2 separate regions of the Mus musculus genome follow, and region 1 is linked to region 2. The links are chromatin loops, found by intact Hi-C in ENCODE. Cell type or tissue: gastrocnemius. All regions are shown on one strand. Each heading gives the region's core, and the rest is flanking DNA. Links, peaks and the distances in the headings are about the cores only. Region 1 overlaps Plod2 (procollagen lysine, 2-oxoglutarate 5-dioxygenase 2). Region 2 has its middle 28 kb from the start of Gm25417.

Region 1 (2,925 bases), core at 319-2,818, 110 kb before region 2:
AAGACAAAACATGCTAATTGGTTTCTTAATGTACAAATAAACAAATATGAACATCATCAACTTGACAGCACAAAAAACGCTCTTATAACTTAACATAGGGTTATGTACCTGTATGGCAAGAGCCCTTCCAATGGGCTCCAAGCCCAGTCCACAGCTCAGTTTGCATTTTAGAAGCATGCATCCATGTACTTTTCTACTTTCTTAATTTAAATCAAAGCTTGTTTTTTACACACACACTCACACAGCCTCTATGTTTTCCTTCAATGTATATTTAATAACAATTCCAAGTCTGTACTTGTTCTGTGAAAGGCCACAGAAAAACACTGCTGACAAAGCCTGCTTTCATGATGTCCTAAATAATTTAATTTTCCAAAAACAGCATCTAGTGAAAGGAAGTTATTTATACAGACTGATTCTCCACCGTGAACAGCAATTTTAAATTCTATTAGATTTGTCTGCCATTTAAAGGGATCTGGTGTGTAAGTGGTCCCAAACTCTGAATGAATGACATGTCTAAACACTAACACATAAGGTGTGCTCTAGTGTTTAGCCAGCAGGCAAACTAGCAAGAAAGTGGGCTACTTCTATCACTCAGAGCTCCGCTTATTACATTCATGTGTGCTTTTCCCAAAATTTTACTCTATGAAATTACCAATATTAGTTATTTTTTAAGGTAAAGCAGAACAGAGAATGAAATACTAGAATATAATGATCTGTTCTAGGGGACAACTTTCATACTGATTCCATGTGCATAAATAGTTAGTAAAAGCAGACATGAGGCATGTATAATGAACGGGAGTAAGAGGTTCTGGTTTCAAACATTAGCGGAAGAAAGAAGAAAAGGAGAAAAATAATGTGGAGCAAAATAACTATCATGAGGATTTGCAAGCCTGTCCTTTTAGACATGTAAATGATTTTTTGTGTGTGTTTTCTTTCAATAATGCCTAAATGCATTCACATAGTGAAATATTGCAGTTGTAAGGAAAAAGCACAAAATCCGTTTGCTCTTCCAAGGTCTCACACGTTTATGCTCCTCTCTAGAATTTTATACACACACACACACACACACACACACACACACACCGAGAGAGAGAGAGAGAGAGAGAGAGAGAGAGAGAGAGAGAGAGAGAGAGAGAGAGAGAGAGAGGACATGGATTTTTTTCTTGCTGGTCTTACACTCCAGCAGCATGATGTTTACCTCATACACACTCTCTTGCAGAGACATCTGTCATTTTGTTATTCCTGAAAAGAACACATGAATCATGGCTCCAGGAACTCTTCCCATCAGCGTCTCAGTAGTCCATTTTCTCCACCTACCCAATCCTACATCTCCCCATCTTTAACTTGTATCATCTACTTGTGGGAGGTTTACTCTAATTATGATTCTAGGATACACTGTGTATTATTTCATTAAAGGGAGACGAAAAATGAAACCCGAAAATTTGCTAATGTGCTGTGTTTACTCAATTCCTGAAAACATGGCCTGACGTGTCACGAAGGAGCCAACGCCTGGCATCTGGCCCCCTCTGGACAGTGTAGCATGTGTCCGAGGCTAGCCTGCAGAGAGTAAGTCTGTTAGTCTGCTGGACCTGGATGGTGCCACCGCCAGACCAGATCTACTAATTGTGAACACTGCCTGGAGTGCGATTAGATTAATAAATCATCACTAAAACGCGTCCTCAATCTGGCTGATCTACTTTGCATGTTTGGGGACACCAAGAAGAGCACAAGGAGGGAATCCCACTTCTTCCTGGTGAGCATGAGAGCGGAACCACCATATCCTCATGGCTTGGAACAGAACCTGGATCCTCAGATATTCAAAACTACAACTAGACAAAGATGCAGACTGAGTGAATGTATGGCTTTCGTTTGCACTCCTATAGAATGAATTATATCATCTCCCTGGTAAGATGACCTGTCACCGTACGAGTAGAAAAATATAGCTGAATTTAAAATGTACGTAGTAACTGATATACTATTAAGCCATCAAGGTAAATGAAATAATTACGGCTTTTATATCAGATATGCTTTCAGGCTAGTTTACGATACATTCAGTTCTAAAGAAACACCAATAAGACAGAGAGGCACAATGTTTATTTTAAATTATTTTATTTTTCATTATTTCCTAACACACAGAGTTAGAAAAATGAATTTTGGCACCGTGAATAAAGACTTTCTTCAAGTTTAACCTTTAAATTAAAAACAGTAGCTATAGTATATTTAAACCTCATTTGGAGAAATATTAAAAATTGAAATAAAAAATTTTGCTGTGGGAACTTTTAACAAGTAGGGTAGAGGAAAAGTAATTAAGGAGACTAAGAATGAGAAAATAGATTGCAGTGAGGGAAAGAAAAACCCCTCCCCTAGGGGGAAAAAAGAGACCAACTACCAACTATAGTCAAGGGTAAGGAACAGGCTCAAAAACCATCTTCCTGATATAAAATTCAAGTACGTAAGCTTTAAAAAAAACATAGTAAAATTTACTACTGATCTCAATGAAACTGTTATTTTTCCTTACTATTTTCTATAATGGGGGGGGGGGGGACTAGAAGGAAACAAATCCTGCTGACATAAGGACACTTGGAGCTGACGCTTGAAGCACTTTGTAAAGCAGAAAGACATGAGCTTCCCCTGAGACTTGCCCTGGAGGAACACAGGGGCCCAATTTCCACCAGAAACGAACATCTGCCTCATGCACTGTTCCTTTCCAGTGGCTATGCTTCCATGGCTATCTGCACTAGGTTTCCTGAGGGAAACCTTTGTGCAATATTTTCTTTGGGTTTTCTTCCTAATTCCTGGAAAACAGCCCTACACAGAGGTCAATGTGACTTAATAATTACATAGAGCCAGTAGGCGTCAGAATCCCAGGCTTTCAGGTTTGCTGATTTTCATTTAGAACCGTTTGCTATACTTCCCCCACCGATA
Region 2 (2,925 bases), core at 239-2,738:
AGCATGATATAGGCAATGGAGTCCATGGGGAGGAGGATGGACTAGATCATTGGCAAAAGACCTGAGTGTTTACTTGTCTGATACTCCCTTTTAAATAGTTAGAGAACACAGCTAGGGATGTAGAAGTGATTATTTATTTATATGAAATACACTCATAGATTTTCCTGCTTTGAAATTGCGCACACGCACATGCACTCGCGCAAGTAAGTACACGCGCACAAATGAAACATACCCTTTTAAACTTTTTACATAAAAGTTATCATTTGTGTAATAGTTACCTGGAACAGATGTATTATCTTTATTGTTAAAGATCATTACAGGGGCTAGAGAGATAGCTCAGCACCCAATGGTACCTTATAATCACCTGTAATCCCAGTTCCAAGACATCTGATGGCTCGTTTGACCTTTATACATACACATGGGCACTCATATACACACACACAAAAAAAAAATCTTTTTTTTTTTTTGAATTACCACAAGTTGGAAACATGTTCACTTTCTTTTACAAAATGATGTTGTTGTTGTTTGTTTGTTTGTTTGTTTTGTTTTGGTTTTTTTCTACATACCGCTGGTCTGTCTGCATAGCCTTGAGTTGTCAACGTCATCCTCAGAACTCCCAGCATCACAGGGTTCATTATAGCAGGGGTGGGATGAATCCAAATGAAAGCCAAACCCAACGGCTTCTTTCTCAGAAAGGACAAGGTGTTCTTGGGAACTTCTTAGGCTCCACATTAAAGGCTCTGTCTACTGAATTACTGGGCAAGCTTCATGTGTGGTTTCCCACCAAGTGACTGAGTGGTGGGAAACAGACAACTGTGATGTCTGGCTTTTCTCGCTGCCTAGTGATAAACTGACTTGCAGAGCCCTGTGAAGGAAGAACATAGCAGTTGATGAGGTCGACGCTTTGTGCCCTGCCTAGGTTGGACCCCCCACAGCAGTGAGGGTGTCTCTCTCTGGGTGCTGGTGTATTTATGTACACTGACCTCAAGAGTACGGAAAAACAAATTCGAAAACTAAGAATAAACTCAAAATACCAATGTTGCGTTAAATGTTTCAAAGCTCTGGGAGAGTCTTGACTTTATGACAAGGAAGCAGGAAAAAGAAAAACAAAACCGACAAAACAAATAAACAAACAAAAATGGAGAACTGTGTTTTCTCTCCTTGTTTCTCTGAGTTTCCAGGGTACTTTGGACATATGACCTTGGTCTCTTCTGACATCAATGGGAGGAGAGGGCCTTGGTCCTGTGAAGGTTTGATGCCCCAGTGTAGGCGAATGCTAGGCCAGTGAGGCGGAAGTGGATAGGTGGGTGGGGGAGTACCCTCATAGAAGCAGGGGAATGGGGGATGGGAAGGGGGTTTGCAGAGGGGAAAACGGGAAAGGGGAAAACATTTGAAATGTAAATAAACAAAATAAAAAATAAATAATTAAAAAAATCCTTCATTGAAGATTAGAATGAAACACGAGTGGTCCTAGATGCCCTTTCTAGGTTCAAATCCTTACATCTCATAGATCAGAACAGATGGAGTCTTCTTGACTGAGAAAATAATTGTGGTTCACTAGTGAAATCCACAGGCCTGTGCTGCCCCCTACCGTTCAGTGTCATATTCCGTCTTCGGACACCACGGGTGGGAGGCTGCAAAAGGGGTAAGACTTTGTTCTTAAGTCGCTTCTCCCAAGTACCCTCCCTTTGCGTATTCCCACAGCGATCAACAGTATGAAAGACAGTACAACTTCAATCTCTTCTTACATGTTATGCAAGAATTGAAGCTCTCATTAGCCTTCATGGTTAGTGAAGAGAATTTAGACAAACTTTTTAAGAACTTGTTCAGTGAAAACGTCCTGTAATTTGACAAATGAGCTTTATCCGAGCCTCAGTAATTGGGGAGCTGGAAAATTAAATGAATCTTAAATGAATTTGGGAGGAACAAAAGCTCCGTGAAGCTGGACCTTCAATGTGAATCTTCTGCAAGGATAATTAACTTATATCATCTTTAATTGTAGTGAGGTTGGAATGGTGCAGGTCTAGAGCTCAATTATAATTTACCTTGGGCCAGTTATAATAGCCACCGAAATAGCTGTATCTTGCCCACCTCAGTAGCCAAACCTGCTGTGACCCGTAAAAGCATTTGGAACACACTAACTTAGCAGAACACCTCCTTCTGCCAACTCCAAAATTAAGAGCACAACAAAGCATGTGAAAACATGGCTCAGATCCTCTGCTTTGCTGTCGCCTGCCTCTCTGATGTCCCCACCAGTGTGGCTGGAGAAGATTAGATTTATGATGTTCTTGCTGCTGTAAAGCCCCATGAAAATGCTTCAGCACTGAACAAGGAATTCGGGGTTACTAAATCTGTGGTCACAGTCCAGAACCAACAACTTCTTGTTCCCTTTGAGATGAGAGTTATGTTTCAGCATTAACAACCTTTTCAACAGCAATACTAGAAATTTTAAGCATTTAAAGACAATCTACAATATAATCATGTGATGGCTACAAAGATGACGCTCTCTCAAATCGAAACAGAACTCACATAGTGCAATAATCTGCGGACACAGTGCAATGGTTTGATGCTTATGTTATAGAACTTTCCCTATATATCGGGAACTTCACGCTGTTTTTAAAAACAGTTTCTTTCTATGCTGCTACAATTGCAAGCTAAATAATCTTAAAATTCTCTTACTGGCAGAAGCCTAGAAAGTCTGGTTGTAGTATGAACCAAACATATTGACGGCAAAGTGCAGTTCACATCTGGAAGAGTAAGGGTTTAGTAGAGGCTAAAAGTGAGAAGCAATCTCAATGCCTGACTATGAAGAGAGGCTGCACGGGTTTCTACAGTCCGTTTTAACAAATTGAGTAAAATTTACCCTATCTCTGATTCACTATCCAGAATGAGGCTGGTGGTCAGCCTTGAGCTTACCAAGGTGTG

Evidence for each region. Peaks named below come from ENCODE experiments on the same cell type or tissue, not always from the same donor. Only the 100,000 strongest peaks of a DNase experiment are listed, where the experiment ranks them.
Region 1: it touches region 2 in a loop (6-fold over the local background); 28 of 42 quality-filtered maps call a loop at or near these places.

What each region holds. Positions count from the first base shown.
Region 1 is chr9:92,607,596-92,610,520 of GRCm38, reverse strand. It overlaps Plod2 (procollagen lysine, 2-oxoglutarate 5-dioxygenase 2), which reads right to left. Exons shown (of 19, transcript NM_011961.3): 19 at 2,093-2,925. Among named protein-coding and RNA genes, the nearest start is that of B430319G15Rik, 66 kb to the right of the region's middle. In gastrocnemius, for the core only: no CTCF peak of the experiment used is centred there; a DNase peak (open chromatin) is centred at 1,551.
Region 2 is chr9:92,498,572-92,501,496 of GRCm38, reverse strand. No RefSeq gene overlaps it. Among named protein-coding and RNA genes, the nearest start is that of Gm25417, 28 kb to the left of the region's middle. In gastrocnemius, for the core only: a CTCF peak has its summit at 1,594 (motif pointing left); DNase peaks (open chromatin) are centred at 896, 1,307 and 1,587.